Regions from separate parts of the Mus musculus genome. Here region 1 is linked to region 2. A link is a loop called in an ENCODE intact Hi-C map of the cell type or tissue named here. Cell type or tissue: heart. All regions are shown on one strand. Links, peaks and the distances in the headings refer to the core of each region. The heading gives the core; the rest is flanking DNA.

The links. Peaks named below come from ENCODE experiments on the same cell type or tissue, not always from the same donor. Only the 100,000 strongest peaks of a DNase experiment are listed, where the experiment ranks them.
Region 1: a loop joins it to region 2, with 7 times the contacts of the local background. A loop is called at or near these places in 32 of 42 quality-filtered maps.

What each region holds. Positions count from the first base shown.
Region 1 is chr9:108,994,541-109,003,132 of GRCm38, reverse strand. It overlaps Pfkfb4 (6-phosphofructo-2-kinase/fructose-2,6-biphosphatase 4), which reads right to left. Exons shown (of 14, transcript NM_173019.5): 2 at 4,158-4,274; 3 at 3,924-4,020. Among named protein-coding and RNA genes, the nearest start is that of Pfkfb4, 6.9 kb to the right of the region's middle. In heart, for the core only: no CTCF peak of the experiment used is centred there; DNase peaks (open chromatin) are centred at 2,222 and 4,052.
Region 2 is chr9:109,117,515-109,126,106 of GRCm38, reverse strand. It overlaps Plxnb1 (plexin B1), which reads right to left. Exons shown (of 38, transcript NM_172775.2): 38 at 6,192-8,267. The coding sequence ends at 8,163. It overlaps Gm39423 (a long non-coding RNA gene), which reads right to left and starts at 3,470. Exons shown (of 2, transcript XR_871266.1): 1 at 1,780-3,470; 2 at 200-1,510. In heart, for the core only: a CTCF peak has its summit at 3,360 (motif pointing right); DNase peaks (open chromatin) are centred at 2,596 and 7,826; H3K27me3 peaks cover 340 bases.

The DNA.
Region 1 (8,592 bases), core at 136-8,135, 120 kb after region 2:
GTATGTAGAGCACATGAAGTCACAACACTCACACATATAAAATAAAGGATAAAAAACATTTTTTAAAAAAGTGTTTTGCCAAAATGTCTGAATTCTGCGTCTAGAAAACGAGCACTGCTGGCCCATTTTCCGACCAGCCTGCAGGTCAGTATGTTCTGGGCTAAGCTTGGCAGCTGTTCTGACTGTGGATCTACTGTGGAGGAGGAATCCCAGGGCCTCAAAGAAAATGCCAGGAGAACATCTTAGGGGCCTGCGTGCACACTCATGTATGAGTGTACACATACACTTGTGCTTGCATGTCTCTGTGTGGGCATGAATGTACTGTACCCATGTATGGGTTTGCAAGTGTGCCGGCGTGTGTGAGAGCCCCCTGGACTCTTGCTGGATGAACTGAGAGATCCTGTGGGACTCCAAGGAGACAGCTTCCATGCTGGTTCCTGTGGACTTCACGCCATGAGCCTTCCCTTTCTGTCAGTTTGCTGTAGTGGACCTTAGCCGTGAGTCCTGGGAAGTCGGCAAACCTGAAGGGAGTCTTAGGGTCCAAGTGTGCTTGGTGTGCAGATGTAAACAAAGGCTGAGCACGTGTGTACGACTCAGTATCACACCCTCAAAAATGAGCCCAAGTGAAGATTCCCACGTGTGCGTACACACTCTCACAGACAGTGTGGCCATATGTGCTCAGGGGTTGTGCATGTATGTGAACATGCCCATGTGCGCATATGGTATATAGTCTCATGTGTATGTAGATATGTGCATATAAAGTATACGCATGAGGTTATATGTCCATGGTATACACAGGGAGCTCATGTACGGTAAGAAAACAGGATAGGAATGTGCCTGGTGGGGTGTGTGTACATACATGTGCCTGTATAGATGCATATATGAGCCAGCACAAACTTGTTTACACCTTTGTCTTACGTGATTTTGTATATTTGAATGTTATGTAGCTTTTGAGACCTCGACAGTGGGTGTGCGGATAGAAAATCGCCCCTTTCTTCTCCTTCTCAGACTTCCCATTTTTAAGACTTCTGGTGTGCTCCCCGCCCCCACCCCCGTGGCAAATGCCTGTAATCCCAGCGCTTGGAAGGTGGAGACAAGAGAGTCGGAAGTTCAAAGTCATTCGTGGCTATGTAGTAGGTTCAAGGCCAGCCTGAGCTCCTGTGTGGCATCGATCTCAAAACAAAACAGAACAAAAATTCCTTCTGCCTGGCCTGAAGGTGAAGCCAATCTATCAAAAAGGCCCTGGTTCAATCCCTGGTACTGCAAACAACAACAAAGGAAAAGCCAGAGCAAAATAAAAACTACTTCTGGTCCTTTTTTTTTTTCCAACTCCTTAGAAGAAAAACTGGGATGGTCCGTGGAAATTGGCCCTGTGGCCCAGTGGCTAGATTCAGGCTTTAGGTGTAGAACAAAAACAACAGGACTGTCTGTCCCATCCTCTGCCAGAGGCTCCTGTGTCCCTGCAGGTGACCTCGGGTTAGTTCCTCCCACCTCTCTGTCTGGGTTTCTCATCTGAATTACTCCCCACATGCTGGCCTCTCAGGAGCCCCAGGGAAACCGCTGGCAGCTGGGGATACCGACACCACAAACACTACATCCCCACACGCTACTCCTCTAATTCAGACTGAATGGCCCCAAACAGTGTTAACCCATCCTAAGCTCAGATGCACACCTGGGAAGGCACCACCACTGAGCAAACGGGGCCTACGCCTTGGCAATGCTTTAGATTTTGCACCTGAGATGTTGACCTATTAGCCATGAGATATTTAGGTGAGTGGATGATGGGAAGTTGTTGTTGTTGTTGTTTTGTTTAATTGATTGGTTTTGGGTCTTTTCAGACATGGCCTCATGCTGCCCAAGCTGGCCTTGAAGTATGTAATGGATTGCTAACCTTAAACCTGACCCTCCTGCCTTCACCCCCTAACTGCTGGCACTGTAGGCACGGACCTCCAAACTCAACAGTTACTTCAAATGTGAAGAAACCTGTACAGAGTATATGAGACTCTTGGACTTTGTGAGCCTCAGTTTCCTTGCCTATAAAATGGGGACAACGGATATCAGCCACCAAGCATGCAGTAGATCCAAACATCAATACATCTCCTAGCCTCCAGTCTTACCTAAATGTCAGACCCCTTCTGGGTGATTTCCCTGTCTCACCCCTATGACTCAAGAGCAGAGGAAGCAGATTTAAGTACACAGTGGGGTGCGCCTGCCCCCTGGTGGCCATAGGGAGAATAGGTAGTAGCCTAGTGCACAGCTCCAGGTCAGAACTGCGAGGCTGGACTTGATTTGAGAAAGTCACTACTACTGTCCTACCAAGATGCAGAGGCAAGTCTGCCACCACAGCTGACAAGGGGCTTGTGGTGGTAAGTGACTGTCAAGCTGACACAGCCTTAGAGTCACCTGGAAAAACTCTCCATGACAAACTGTCCGCATCAGGTGGGCCTGTGGGCATGTCTATGAGGGATTTTAAAAAAATATTTATTTTTATGTGCACTAGTGTTTTGTTTGTATTTTAAGTCTGTGTGAGGGTTTCAGGTCCCCTAGAACTGGACTTACAGACAGTTATGAGCTGCTGTGTGGGTGCTGGGAATTGAACCTAGGTCCTGTGGTAGAGCAGTGTTCTTATCCACTGAGCCATCTCTCCAACCTTTGATTTCTTTTTTCTTCTTCTTTTTTTTTTATTAGGTTAACTGAAGTGGGAAAACCTGCCTTGACCATGTGGGTGACACCCTATGGTGACCTGGTCCCTGAACCGTATTTAAGAGTGAAGAGCAAGCTGGGCAGGCAGGCAGGCACACACTTATCACCTCTCTGTTTTGAGCTGCGGGTGTGACCAGCTGCTTCTGAGTCCCGCCTTGACCTCTCTCGGTGGACTGCAGTCTGAACCAGTAAACCAAACCCACCTTTCTCCCCTATGCTCTCTCTTATGCTTTTGTCTAGTGTCTTACCACAGCAGCAGACATGAAGATAGAACAAGGCTTATTTCTGTTGTTATTTAGAGACGGGTCTCACTATGTAGCCCTGGCTATCTGGAACTCACTATACAGACCAGGCTGTCCCTGAACTCAGAGAGATCTGTCTGCATCTGTCTCCCAAGTGATAGGATGAAAAGTATGCACAGTCATGCCCAGCAGGACACAACTCTACGAGCATCCCACCAGCCCTTCCAATAAGGACATTTCATCACTCTTCAAAACATTACGCCTTAATTGGGAGGGGGACAGAGATCGTGAGTGTCAACTACTCATTCCACAGCATCCAAGCCATGTTAGACTAAACCCAAGGCCTGGCTGGCACATGCCAAGAACATGCCAAGCACATGCCAAGAACATGCCAAGCATAGGACAAACATACTCCAGTACTGGTGAGAGTGCCCATCTTGGGACAGAAAAGAAATAATAATATGCATCTTCTAGGGTAGCCTGGAGTAGACAAACAGGACCTCCATGTCATGCGATGGTCCCAGACACGTCCTGGGTAAGCCTCGCCTTTCCCTGAAGCCCCTTCCTTCCCATAGAATGTCCTTACCAAAGGTCCTTAACACTGGGGCAGGGAAGGGACAGCCATCAGGAGGCTACACACAATTTCTCCCTAAACCCATTATATGCCAAACTCTCTACAACCTGAGAGGTTAAGAAGCCAGACCTACAGCTGGGCATGGTGGCACACACTTTAATCCTAGCATTCCAGAGATGGCAGCAGGACTCGGCTCTGAGGTTCCAGGCCCTGTCACACAGCATCGAGCCAGCCCCGGCACCGAGCCAGCCCCAGCAGGCAGTCACTGCACTGAGTAACTGCAGCTCAGGAGCATTCAGAGTTTGAGAGAGGAGGAACTTCTTAGCAAATGGGTTGTAACTTAACCAAGCCTTCTCTAGGGCAATGCCCCACCCTCACTCCTCCCCCACCCTCACCACACTTACTTCCTGATTTTCAGGCCTTCTTCATTGTCTGGGAGGAAAAACTCAAAAGATTTGTACGTCTTGACTATGTCCCGGCGATACTGACCAACGTTGAATTCTGGGGGGGAGGAGAGACAGGTCAGGAACCCTACCAATCCCTGCCCAGGACTCTTCCCTGGGTCCTGACCACCACCCAGGCTGGCTTCTCTCTTTCCCTGCCTCCACAGTCCTCCCATGATCCCCTTGGAGCCTCACCCCGAGTAGGCACGCCAATCCAGTTGAGGTACCGCGTCAGCTTCTTAGAAATGTAGGTCTTGCCCCGGGCTGGCAGGCCCACCATGACAATGAGTGTCGGACAGTTAGTCATGCAGACTGGAAGGCAAGCAGCACTGTGATAGTTAATGTGGATTGTCACCTTGGTGGGATTTACAGTCACCATGGAAACAAGTGTCTGGGCTTTTCTATGAGGGAGTTTCTAGTAGGTTAGCAGAGATAGGGAAAACCTGTCTTAAATGTGGGCAGCCAGCATGTGGGCAGGGGGCCTGGACTGAAAGCAAACAAAAACCAAGGAAAGATGAGCAACAGCGCTCATCCATCTCTCTGCTTCCTCACCGTGGCTGCCATGTCGCCAGCCACCTTAAGCTTCTGCCGCGCAACTTCCTTGCCATGATGGTCTGTCCCCTTGACTGTGAGCCAGAAAAAACATTTTCTTCCTTAAGGTATGTTGTCACAGCGACAAGGAGAGCAGCTAGTTTCAGGCACATGGCCACAGGCTGTTGGATCACTAAGTCTCCCTCTCGACCGTGTTGGATCAGCCTCTGGGCACAGGATTGGTACCAGCTGTACGTCCCTGGCTTCCTGGCATCAGACAGCCCCCTAAGAACCCCCAGAGCCAGTCTTAGGCTGACATTTGCTCTGTTCCCAAGACTCTATGGGCTCTGGAACCTCACCGGCCGCTCTATCACAAAGCACACATCGGTATGTATACAAGGCACAGGCCAGCAATTGGACATTCTTAGGGAGCTGTCCATTGCCCAAAGGACAGAGCCAAAGCCTGCCCCTCTCACACAGGAATCCATATCCTAATCTCCATCTACCTCATTTAACAATGTGCCAGTTCCACCGTGGTCTCCTGGTCTCCTCCTTCAAGCCAAGCAGTGGTGGTGCACGCCTTTAATCCCAGCACTTGGGAGGCAGAGGCAGGTGGATTTTTGAGTTCGAGGCCAGCCTGGTCTACAAAGTGAGTTCTAGGACAGCCAGGGCTATCACAGAGAAACCCTGTCTCAAAAAACCAAAAACAGAAAAAAAAAAAAAAAAGTCTCCCTTCAACCTGTCCTTTTCCAAGAGCACCTGCACACGAACCTGGGGCATTTTCACCCCTTATTTGGTCACCTCACTAATGACTACAACTCTAGACTGATTCCTTGGAGTAGCCGTTATTAGTGACTGTCCACCAAGCCAAGCAACTACCAGCTGTGCCTAGGTTTGTTGTTTATATCCCCTCGTGGAAGTGTGAGCAGGGTTGGGAGACCCTCACCGGAGTATCCGGCTACACACTACCACCTGCTGTGTGTAAGGACCCCTCACCTATGTTCTGTAAGGAGGTCCAGTCAACTCATCAGCTTAGACTGAACTTGTGGAGCTGTGCCTCCGAAGGCCACTGGGACATTAGGAAGAGGGGTAGAGCTTGTTTGAATCTCCCCCAGGGAAGGATTTAACCACACTATCCCTGCAGTGCCCCAGCCACCCATGGCCCTGGCCCAGCACCGATGTGCAGTAACTAGGAGCAGGGAGACAAGAAGTACATCAAGGTGAGGGTCACATGGGACTGAAGCAGAGGCCCAACAATGACAATCCTCTTAATAGTCTGCTCATCTCCATTTTACATGCTACCAAGTCGGGATGTCAATCAGAGAAGTTGCCAAGGCTGGAGGCAGGGAAAGACCTGTTCACAGCGTCCCTGCGCTTCAGCTGCCTGGGACTGATGACCAAGCAGCAGGAGAGCTTGTGACTCAACTCAGCTTCCAAAGTGACCAAATGTGACCCCATCCTAGTCACAGGAGCCTTCTTTTTCATCACCCATAGGACCAGGGACAGTAAAACCAGAGGAGATGGTTGGGCGGTGGTGGCTCATTCCCTTAATCACACAGCACTTGGGAGACAGAAGCAGGAAGATCTTTCTGAGTTTGAGGTCAGCCTGGTCTACAGAGCGAGTTCCAGGACAGCCAGGGCTATTAAACCAAACCAAACCAAACCAAACCAAAAAGCCCATAGGGGACAGACTGCTAAGCAGATGTGGTGAGCTGTCCCTGCCTCTCCTCTGTCCACTTAGTTGCCCTCCTTTGCCAGACTATAAAGAACCCCCTTAGCTGTCTCTCTAGAGCACAGAGCTCAGGGACAGCTCTACCTGGTGTCAGCAATCAGGCAAGCTTCCATCCCTGTTTTGAGTCTGGCACCTTCTGGCAACTCTAAGTCTTGCCCTCACAGCATGATTTAGCACTTTCCCCAAGGAAAAGCTGGAGCTTGCCTGGGAAGCTGCGCCCTTCGCCTTGCTCCAGCAGCATCCTGGACTATGGACACAAGCGAACTTCAGCCCCAACGACACTCAGGTCAAGGGATGTGGGCGGCATCATTCCTGTGCATGATCCAGACATGGAACCCCCGGGGGGGCGGGAAGGAGACGTGGGCTGAAGCAAAAGGGAGGACACTTGCAGAGTAACCTCAGTATTGGCTAAGGTTAGAAGAAACCAACGGAGTTAAGCAAGGCCCTGCCTCCTCCTCAGGCCCAGCAGACTTCTGGAGTCTGTTATTTGCACAATTCCTGCCCAGGCTGACAAGGAGTGCTGAAGCAATTTAAAGAGAGTATATCAGGGGCAATCCATCCGCCTGTCCCTACCGATGGACACCTACACACACATACACACTACTGCTCCCTCAGGGGCAGTACTGAGGCACTGTATCTAATCTTCACACCTGTCCTAGAGTTTCTGTTGTTGCGATGAAACACCGTGACTAAAAGCAACTTGGGAGGAAAGAGTTTATCTGACTGACACTTCCATATCACTGTTCATCACTGAAAGAAGTCAGGACAGGAACTCAAACATAGCAGGCACCTGGAGGCAGGAGCTGACGCAGAGGCCTCGGAGGGTGCTGTTCACTGGCTTGCTCATCATGGCCAGCTCAGCCTGCTTTCTTATAGCAGCCGGGACCACCAGCCCTGGGATAGCCCCACCCACAATGGGCTGAGCCCTCCCCCATCAATTACTAATTAACAAAATGCCCTACAGGCTTGCCTGCAGCCTGATTTTCCAGAGGCATTTTCTCAGTTGCGGCTCCCTCCTCTCAGATGACTATAGCTTGTGTCAAGCTGACATAAAAACTAGACAGCACGACATCTATTTTTCCAGAGTAGACCTGGGCCTCCTCCCACAGTCTCTGGTGACAGTGCCCCTGTTCCCCTCTCCCATCAACCCACAAGGTGGGCAGTCAGGGCAGCAGATTGGATCTGGGCACAAAACAAGGCAATAAATTGGTGATCACCTCTGCTCCTTAAGATAAGCTTCCCAGCAAAGAAACAAAGCAAACCAAAGTTCAAGAGCATTCGTGGCAGCCCTGCCTACAACAGCAAGATGTGGAGATAGGCCCTCGAGGGAAGAAATTATTATACACAGGGCAGAACCAGGGGGGACACTGCAGACCTTGAGAAAAGTGAGAAAAGGTGGGGTCTGCAGTCAGACGCTAGCCCTGGGCCCATAAGGACTCCAACATCTGGTAGCCAGCACATAACACCACACACAGAAAGAAGGAAGTCAGAAGACTTCCTGTCAACTCAGCCCTCTCTGCTTACTTTTTCCATATATTTACTGAAGGCCACAGAGCCTCGGAGCCTAGAGGCCTGAGACATCTGTGGCAATGGAGAGCTTATACCTGCCCACCTACTTCCAGGCACTTCTGCCAAAGGCACAGCCACAGTCCCTGGAGTGAATTCCAGGTAGACACCTGAATTGACTACACCTGTTTCCCGCATCTTGACCACACTGAGGAAGGAAGAACTCTTCAAAATTAAGCAACATCACATGACAGTCCCACTCAGGGGACAGAAGTTGACTCTCCAGGTGCCCTGTGCATACACACAAATCCTGTCACATCTCAAGTCACTAAAAGAAGCCATCAGAAAACAAGACTCGGGGCTGCAGAGATAGCTCAGTAGTTAAAACCGCTTCTTCTTAGCCTGGTGTTGAGGCACACGTCTCTTTAATCCCAGCACTCTGGGGGCAGAGGCAGGCGCATCTCTGTGAGTTCAAGGCCAGCCTGGTCTACAGAGAGAGTTCCAGGCCAGCCAGGGCTACACAGAGAAACGCTGTCTTTCAACAACAAAGCTCTTGCTCTTGCAGAGGACCAGGGTTTGGTTCCCAGCACCCACAGAGGAGCACAAGGGTCCAGAACTCTAGTTCCAAGGGATCTGGTGCTGCCTTCTGACCTCTACGGACATTAGGCACACACACAGTTCACAGACCTACATGAAAGCAAAATACTCAAACACATAAAATAAGTAAATAAAACCTAGGAAACTTAAAAAGAAAGAAACAAAGGAAGACGGACGGACAGGCAGGCCAGCAGACAGACAGAGGCAAGAGAACACAAGGTCAACACTAGCCCAGTCTACTACATCCTCAAAAACAAAAAACAA
Region 2 (8,592 bases), core at 219-8,218:
TCATGAGGGCAGGGCTCTCTGGGTGGCTGGCACTTAGCAAATGCTTCTCCCCACAGCAAATGATGAGACTTGGGTAACTGGTCTAAGACCTGTGCTGACCTTGGTCTGTCTGTGCTGGAAAGGCTGTGTGAGTTTGCTTGGGGCAGCCTACAGTTCTCTTGGCTGGGCCCAGAGTCAAAAGCAGAGTTGTACAAGTGAATAAAAGCCAACCATTTTATTGAGCTGCCTTGACACTGTGCAAAAAAGTCCCACGTAGGAAGCCATTTAATAGAAAGCAAGATGCTGTGTCCCTTTTTGAGCTCTAGGACCCACAAGGTAGAAGAGAACTGATTCCCTCGAGTTTTCCTCTGACCACAGATGCACTGTGACACTGTGAACACAGCACCATTTTTTTTAAAAAAATCTCTGTTTGCTGATCAATAACAGCGCTCTGGACAGCACCTGAGCTTGCTCTGTGCTGTGACATGTTCTGCCTAGAGCCTGACAGAGCCAACCAGGCAAGGGCCAAGATGATGAATGACAAAGAATTGTATTAATTGATGAGCCAGCTGGTCACAAAATGGCCAGTGAGAGGACAATGCTTCCAGGAAGCCAATTATTTTCTAGAAACAGGTGACTGGAGACAGGGTGGGCGGTGCCTTCCCATGTGTGAAGTCAGTGGCCAGGTATGCAGATGTGACCCTCATCACTGGTCACATGTTTTTCAGTTCTTCAGATCTCAAGATAAAACAGTGATTATTCTTGTCACAATGGTTGTTGTTTGGGGTTATCCTTACTGATGAGGTGGCCATAGTTCCTGGCATATCACACAATGGGCAGGCAAGCTCAGGTGCTGTCCAGAGCGCTGTTATTGATCAGCAAACAGAGATTTTTTTTTTTTAAAAAAATGGTGCTGTGTTCACCTTTAGTCCAAGCAGAGGCCGACAGATCTCTGAGTCTGAGGCCAGCCTGGTGTACAGAGTGAGTTCCAGGACAGCAGGGCTACACAGAGAAATCCTGTCTCAAAAAAAAAAAAAAATCAACAACCAACCAACCAACCCCAACCCACACACACACTTCACCTAATTACTATGGAACAAAAAGGTCAGGTGGAGTTTAATATGAAGAGAGGAGAGAGGCTGAGGGAGAGGGAGAGGGAAAGACAGAGACAGAGAGAGGAGGCAGAGAAGAGAGAGACTGGATTTTAATGTTCTGTTTTGGTTTTAAAATAAGCTTACGATATAGAGGCCTAATGGCAGAAGAGCTCCATATGTAGTTTGTTATAGGGACACTGAGTTTCACCAAGGACCCAGGTCCTATGGCTCCCAGTTTCTGCCCTTCCATCACCACCTTCCACCTTAGGAGGGGCCAGTGTGGAACTTACAGCTTCTGCTCTCTTCCCTTTGCCTTCTCCTCATCTTCCAAGAACCCTGTGTGGAGTGGATCACCCAGCAGGCCTGGCCTCTGGGCATGGAGAGCCAGCAGGTCAGCAGGGCCCCGCTCATCCAACAGCTTTCCTAAGGTGACTTCTCTGGTGAGTAGTTAGGAAATGACTTATATGAGAGGAAGCAGACAGTGAGAAGTCTGTTCTCTCAGTGTGGCCACTGCAGAGTGAAAGCCCACTTTTTATGCTCTTAGTCGATGGTGCTTTCGACCAGGGCACCCTTCCTCCATGGGCAGAGTTTCTGTGTGACCCAAGCCTGCATGCCCACATCACACATACATGTGCCATTACATTTGAACACAAAGAGGAACTTGGGCTGGACTGGGAGGAAGTGTCACTCTGCATGGGACATGTACCTCCATGGGTGTGAGGCATGCAGGTATGCTGGCTTTTGCATCTCTGGAGAGTCTATGCCATGTTCTGACTGAATTCTTTGGCCCTGATATGAAGCTATAGACGGAGAACTTGTCTTCCACAGCCTGAAGCTTGGTGTTGCACTTGGATCCCAACCTGGAGAGATGGCATTGAGTCACTACTAGCCTGAAAGCTGAAATGTCCCCGGTTCTCCTGGTACAATGCGTGGCTCCTCCCAAGAGCCAGGGATGAGGGGAAGGGAGGGACCTGGAAGCCAGGATGCTTGGAGCCAATTCTTGCTATGGCTGGAACCATGGCCTTGCATAGAAATCCTGCTAGACACTTATGGGTGGGTGTGAGAGGGAGCATAGTAGGTGCTCAGGTTGTTGCACCATTTGCTTTCCACCCTCCTTGGTATTGTAGAGCTGACCTTGATGACAGGAAGACTTTCCAACACTGGCGCTTACAGGAAATATTGAAAGAGAAAAACTGAAAGTCTGGCCAGTGGGAAGAGCAGCCTGGGTCGTTATTTCCCAGCATCCCCTTCTCTTAGCCACCTCCCTCCTAAGGTGCAGTGCCTAGGTGCCATCCCTCCTTCAGTGGCAGTCTTCCAGCATCCCAGCTGCCTGCCCTTGTCCCATCAAGCTCAAGGCTGGTGGAGCAGCTCCATCTCTGAAACGTTGAGATCTGGAGTGATGACAGCTCTAATTCATATCCCACCCACTGGCTTCCCTAATGCCCGTCATCTGTTAAGTAGGGCTCTGGACAACCTCCTCGTTCCTGGTATACGGCATCAGAGCCCTGCCTGGACCTGGGCCAACCCAGTACTTCCTGTTTTCCCATTATATCTTTCCAGATGCCAGCTTAAGATGTAACAGCCAACAAGAATGGCCCCTGCTGTGTGCCAGAATGATGTCTGTCTTCCCTGAAGACACCCAGCCACTCAGGGGAGTGGAATTGGAATCCAGGTCTCCTACCATTGCAGGGCTCTGGTCACTCTGCGATCCAGGGCTTGGGCCTTGTGTCTAGGGAGTCGGCTGTCAAGCCTGGGGTGAATAAGGCTCCATAAGAGAGGTCTCAATCCTCCTGGTGCAAATGCTCACTGTGGCAGCAAGGTCACCTGGCACCACTGATCTACCAAATCACAAGCCTGAGCTGAGGGCAGGGTGTCAGCTTCCCTGACCCCTACAGCCATAGTAAGTACTGCCGGCTCTACGAACTGTGGCCTGTCTTGCAGGCAACTGGCCTCTGGAAAACTCCCACCCTTACAACACTTTGCAATTACCAGCACTGTTGGGAACACCTACAATGGTTTTCCTACTAGTCACTCACTGTTACACTATCATTTTCTGTCTTTAAATGTAGCTCACGCTCAACCCAGATTTGAGAGCTAAGCTTCAGCACTACAGTCCATTATATTTTTCAATTATGCATAGATGTGTCTGCATCAGGTGCTCACAGAGGCCAGAGGCCTCACATCTCCAGAAGCTGGAGTTAGATAGTTGTAGTCCTAATATGGGTGAGGGGGACTCAAAATATGTCGGGAGATAGGTAAATCCTTTTGATTTCAGGAGCATTAGTTCCACACTGTGGCCAGAAGATGGCAGTAAGAAGCCAGGCACCAAGATATAAGATACAATTTGCTAAACACATGAAACTCAAGAATGAAGACCAAAGTGTGGACACTTTGCCCCTTCTTAGAATTGGGAACAAAACACCCATGGAAGGAGTTACAGAGACAAAGTTTGGAGCTGAGACAAAAGGATGGACCATCTAGAGACTGCCATATCCAGGGATCCATCCCATAATCAGCTTCCAAACGCTGACACCATTGCATACACTAGCAAGATTTTGCTGAAAGGACCTAGATATAGCTGTCTCTTGTGAAAATGCCGGGGCCTAGCAAACACAGAAGTGGATGCTCACAGTCAGCTATTGGATGGACCACAGGGCCCCCAATGGAGGAGCTAGAGAAAGTAACCAAGGAGCTAAAGGGATCTGCAACCCTATAGGTGGAACAACAATATGAACTAACCAGTACCCCCCGCCACCCCCCAACCCCTCGCCCCCCGGAGCTCGTGTCTCTAGCTGCATATGTATCAGAAAATAGCCTAGTCAGCCATCAGTGGAAAAAGAGGCCCATTGGTCATGCAAACTTTATATACCTCAGTATAGGGGAACGCCAGGGCCAAGAAGTGGGAGTGGGTGGGTGGGTGGGGGAGTGGGTAGGGGAGCGTGTGAGGGACTTTTGGGATAACATTGGAAATGTAAATGAAATAAATACCTAATTAAAAAAAAAAAAAAAAAAAGAAGCAGCCAGGCACCAGCAGGAGGACAGTGCATCCCTGTACTGGCAGATTCTCTGGAATACATAGTCACAGGAACAGGTCAGCTGGATAATCCTTGCACTTGCAGCCAAGACATTTCCTTTCAAACATCACACTGATACCCTTCATAATCTATCATCCTTAAGATTTTGTTGAGAAATTCTCTCTCTTTACCCTTGGGGGCCTGGAATTCACTGTGTAGACCAAGCTGGCCTTGAACTTCCAGTGATCCTCCCACCCTGGCCTCCCAGGTACTCAGATTACAGGTGGGCACCACCGTGCCTAGCAAGGACAGAAAACTTTTTACAAGTTAATGAGCTGAGCAGTGCTTGTGCCTTTGATCTCAGCACTGAGGAGGCAGAGGCAGGTAGATATGTGAGTTTGAGGCCAGGCTGGTTTATGTGGCAAGTTCCAGGACAGCCAGGGCTACACAGAGAAACCCTGTCTCAAAAAACAGAAACAAACAAAAATTAATGTTTTGCCTTCATGTGTGTGCATCATGTATGTGCCACAGAGGCCCAAAGAGCATATTGGATCTCCTGGGCTTGGAGTGGTACATAGTTGTGAACTATCACATAGTAGAACTATCACACGTAGATGTGTATCATATGTGTGATGGGAATAAAACATGGATCCTTTGTAAGAATATCCAGTGCTCTTAACTGCTGAGCAGGAAACAGATCCAGCTAGGCCTGGTGGCATGGAGCTGTAATCTCAGCATTTGAGAGGCTGAAGCAGGAAGATTACTGTAAAAGCCAGCAGAGACCCTTTCTTGAAAAGTCTACATATAGATTTAAGAATTTGTATAGACTTGTAATCACGTACATTCGTAGCACGGGAGAGTAGGTATACAGGAGTCAAGTGCCCACAGAGGCCAGAAGGCATCACATGCCCCAGAAATGGAATTACAGTTGTGAGCCACTAGATGCGGGTGCCTGAGAACTGAACTCAGGTCCCATGGAGGAGCAAATGCTTTCTAGCCACTGAGCTGTCTTTCCGGCCCTGTATGTTTGAGACAGGGTCTCTGAAAAGGGATGAAGCCGTGGACCCGTGCTTTAGGTGGCCGAGGTGGTTTGTTTGCATGTGTGCTTTTTACCGTGTTATCCTACAGGAGCCTGGCAATGCAGATACTGTAGGCCTTACTGCCAACAGAAGACAAGACAGACCTCTGCCGTGCTGTGCCCCAGGGTAGCCCAGTCCCTCTGAGCCTCAGTCAGCAGGCCCCTAGGGTGTTGTTGCCCATTGCCAGGGTTCCAAGTGTCTTCCAAAGCGATCGCAGAGCTAATCAGCATAGCACAGCTGTAACAGCCACAGACACCCTTCTTCCATTTAAAACAACAATGAGGGCTGGAGAGTCAGCTCAGCGGTTCCGAGCACTGGCTGCTCTTCCAGAGGTCCTGAGTTCAATTCCCAGCAACCACATGGTGGCTCACAACCATCTGTAATGGGATCCAACCTTCTTTGGGTGTGTCTGAAGACACTGTACTCACATAAAATAAACAAACCTTAATATATATTTCCTTCCTTTAAAAAAAAAAAAAAACACTATACAGTGTGCTGGGTGTGGTGACGCACACCTTTAGTTCCAAAGCTCAGGAGACAGAGCGCTGTGAGTTCAGTGTCAGGCTGGTCTACACAGCAAGCTTCAGGCCAGCCAGGGAGAAATAGAATCCCTGTCTCATAAAGAATTTTTTTTGTTTTGTTTTTTTGTTTTTTCTCTGTGTAGCCCCAGCTGTCCTGGAACTCACTCTGTAGACCAGGCTGGCCTCAAACTCAGAAATCCGCCTGCCTCTGCCTCTGCCTCCCGAGCGCTGGGATTCATACGTATCTAATCATCTGGACAGTCACCCAGCGTTTAAAGTGGCGGGGGGATGAGAAACGTGGGACCTTAGCACACTATCACACTTTGTGGGAAACAATGAGGGCATACCTTTGCAAAGTGAGAGTGAAAAGGGGGAGAGACTGAGCAAACTGTATTACAAACAGTCTATATTGAAACTGGCCGGGCCCCAGGTGAGCCACCGCCAAGTCCTGTTGGCACTGGCCTTGCCACCCTCAGCCGTGGCAATCGAGTGAAGACTTAGCTTCCTCTCTGAAGTGGTAACATTTTTATTTTCATGACATCTTCTATCACAGTGTTCTGTGAGGGTGAGACAGGAGTGACTCAGAGCACGTTCCATACTCGCCCATCCCATGAGCACACGCCCAAGCACGCAGGTACACGGCCTTCCTCTGCAGGAACCCTTACCGCCTCAGAGGACTCCCAAAGACTGCAGAAGCTCAAGCCTGGAGCAGAGGTGTGTCTCTGTCACCATCCCTGCCATGTTGACTTAAAAGGTGCCTCCCTTCCTGTATCTGTCTGAAGTCTAGCCAAGACCTCATTCCCCCTGTCAGCCCTGTTCTCTGAGACTGTCAACAACATAGTTGGTCGGAGTAGCCACTGGGGGAGGCAAAACCATTCTGCGTGAGGATAAAATCTGAACTAAGACAACTATCATTAGTACTAAAGTTCACATGCTCCCAAAAGAGGGCCTGACTGCTGGCCGTCTGTGACTGTGGTTCCCCACATCTGGCAGGCATGGGGAAGATGGGATCTGACAGAAATAGTCACTGTGATTACCCCTGGCATGAAAACCAAAATGGCTCCTGCGATCTTGAAGACAAAGATTCTAAAAGACAGCAAGAAGGGACTCTTGGAATTGTATCAGCCCATGTCTTCAAACACTTGGGGAAGAGCTTGAGGTTGGCCAGATCACTGGCTATACACATGAGCCAAGGTGGAGCTCTCTGAGGATGCCACGACCCTTGCCTGGTGAAGCCAATGGCATTCTCAACCGCCAGCTGCCAAGTGCACCACAGTACCATGGTCTTGAAGCTCACTTGTAGCTTCTAACAGGAAAATACCACAAGGTAGCTACTACACAGGCAGGTGAGTAGCTCTGAGCTCCTGCCTCAGGTACCTTAACATGGACAGCAATGTGGAAACTGGAATCCAGAAACAGGGTCATGGACCTGAGACCCACACTGCCTGGAATCGCCTTTAATAACGCCATACTTCCCCAATTCTTTTAAAAATTCATGGAACATGAATGGCAAAGTTACCACGACCTGCAATCAAGGTGGACCCCTTAAAGATGGGGGACAGAACCCCACATCTCAGGCCCCAACTCTCCCTGAGCCTTATTGTGCTTTAAGTTCTCCTTTCTGGGGAGTGTTGCCTCTGGCAGACCCTACCTAGGAGCCGGAGAGAGCTTGCCAACCTCATGGTGGCCTTCCGTGGGTGTCAGGGGACCCTTCAGAGCACGATGCCCACATCTCCCAGCAGCTGCCAGTTCTATCTTAGCAGAGGGGCTGGTGAGTCCATACCATGTGTTATCCTTTAATGAAGAGCTATAGCATCAATGGGTCACTGCTCTCCCCAAGGCTCCCCTGAAGCAGCTGTCCCTCCCCACCAGCCACCTGGAAGACAGGGTGGTCCTGAGGCACCAACCCTGCTGAGGCAGCAGCAGCCTAGAAATGCATCTCTTTCTCTCTCTCTCTCTCTCTCTCTCTCCCCCCCCCCTCTCTCTCTCCTGGGAATTGGCAACAGGGAACAAGGACAAAGGAAGCGAAACTTGAGGTCAAGGAGGATGGATGAAGAAGACAGGAAGTGGGCGGGCGGGTTCTCTTCCTTCCTCTGTGATTCCCAATGGGACATAGGTCAGTGCTCAAGAACAGTACAGTCTCCCCAGGGGCCTGGAGGGCCTACCAGACATTCTCTGGAAACCTTAAGTCCCCAGCTCCCTGCAGGCTGGCGTCACCCAGGAAGTAGGTCAGAGAGTCACCAGGCTTGGGGCAGGCCTAGCACTACCCACTGAACCACTAGGTCCCAGGCCTACAAGGCAGGTCCAATGGGGCTGAGGCTATGAGCTGGTGCCACCAAGAGACTGGGAGCCACCTTTCATTAAACTCTGCTTGTCAGTCACTACAGGCATCTACGAAGGTGGTGGCCTCTCCCTTGAGATTCCAGGGCTGCCCAGGAGGTACAGAGACAACAGCAGGCAAAGACTCCCTGGTCCTTATAGATCCGTGACCTTGTTTTCCACAGCAGCGGCGATCTGCTGGAGCCGGTAGCCCAGCTGCATCTTCTGGGCAGTGCCATCCTCCTCCAGGGCAGTGATGATCTGAAAGGCAGGACCAAGAGAATCAGAGGAGACTTATCTGGTCACCACAGATAGCATTTGGGCAGGGTAGTCAATGGGAATTCAGTGACTAAAGACATAGTGGTGAGGCTGACTGTAGGTCTCACTGGTGAGGGTGAAAACAGAACAGTCGCCTGGGTTGTTTTCTAGGGTGTTTGAGGCATGGTCTCAGTATAGCCTAAAACTCGAACTTCCTGCCTCTCCAGTGTTGATACAGTTGAGCACCCACACGCAGACGTTCAAGAACAGGCTGCCAGGGAATGACACTCGCCACTCACCACCTAATGCTCTTTCCTCACCACGCTCA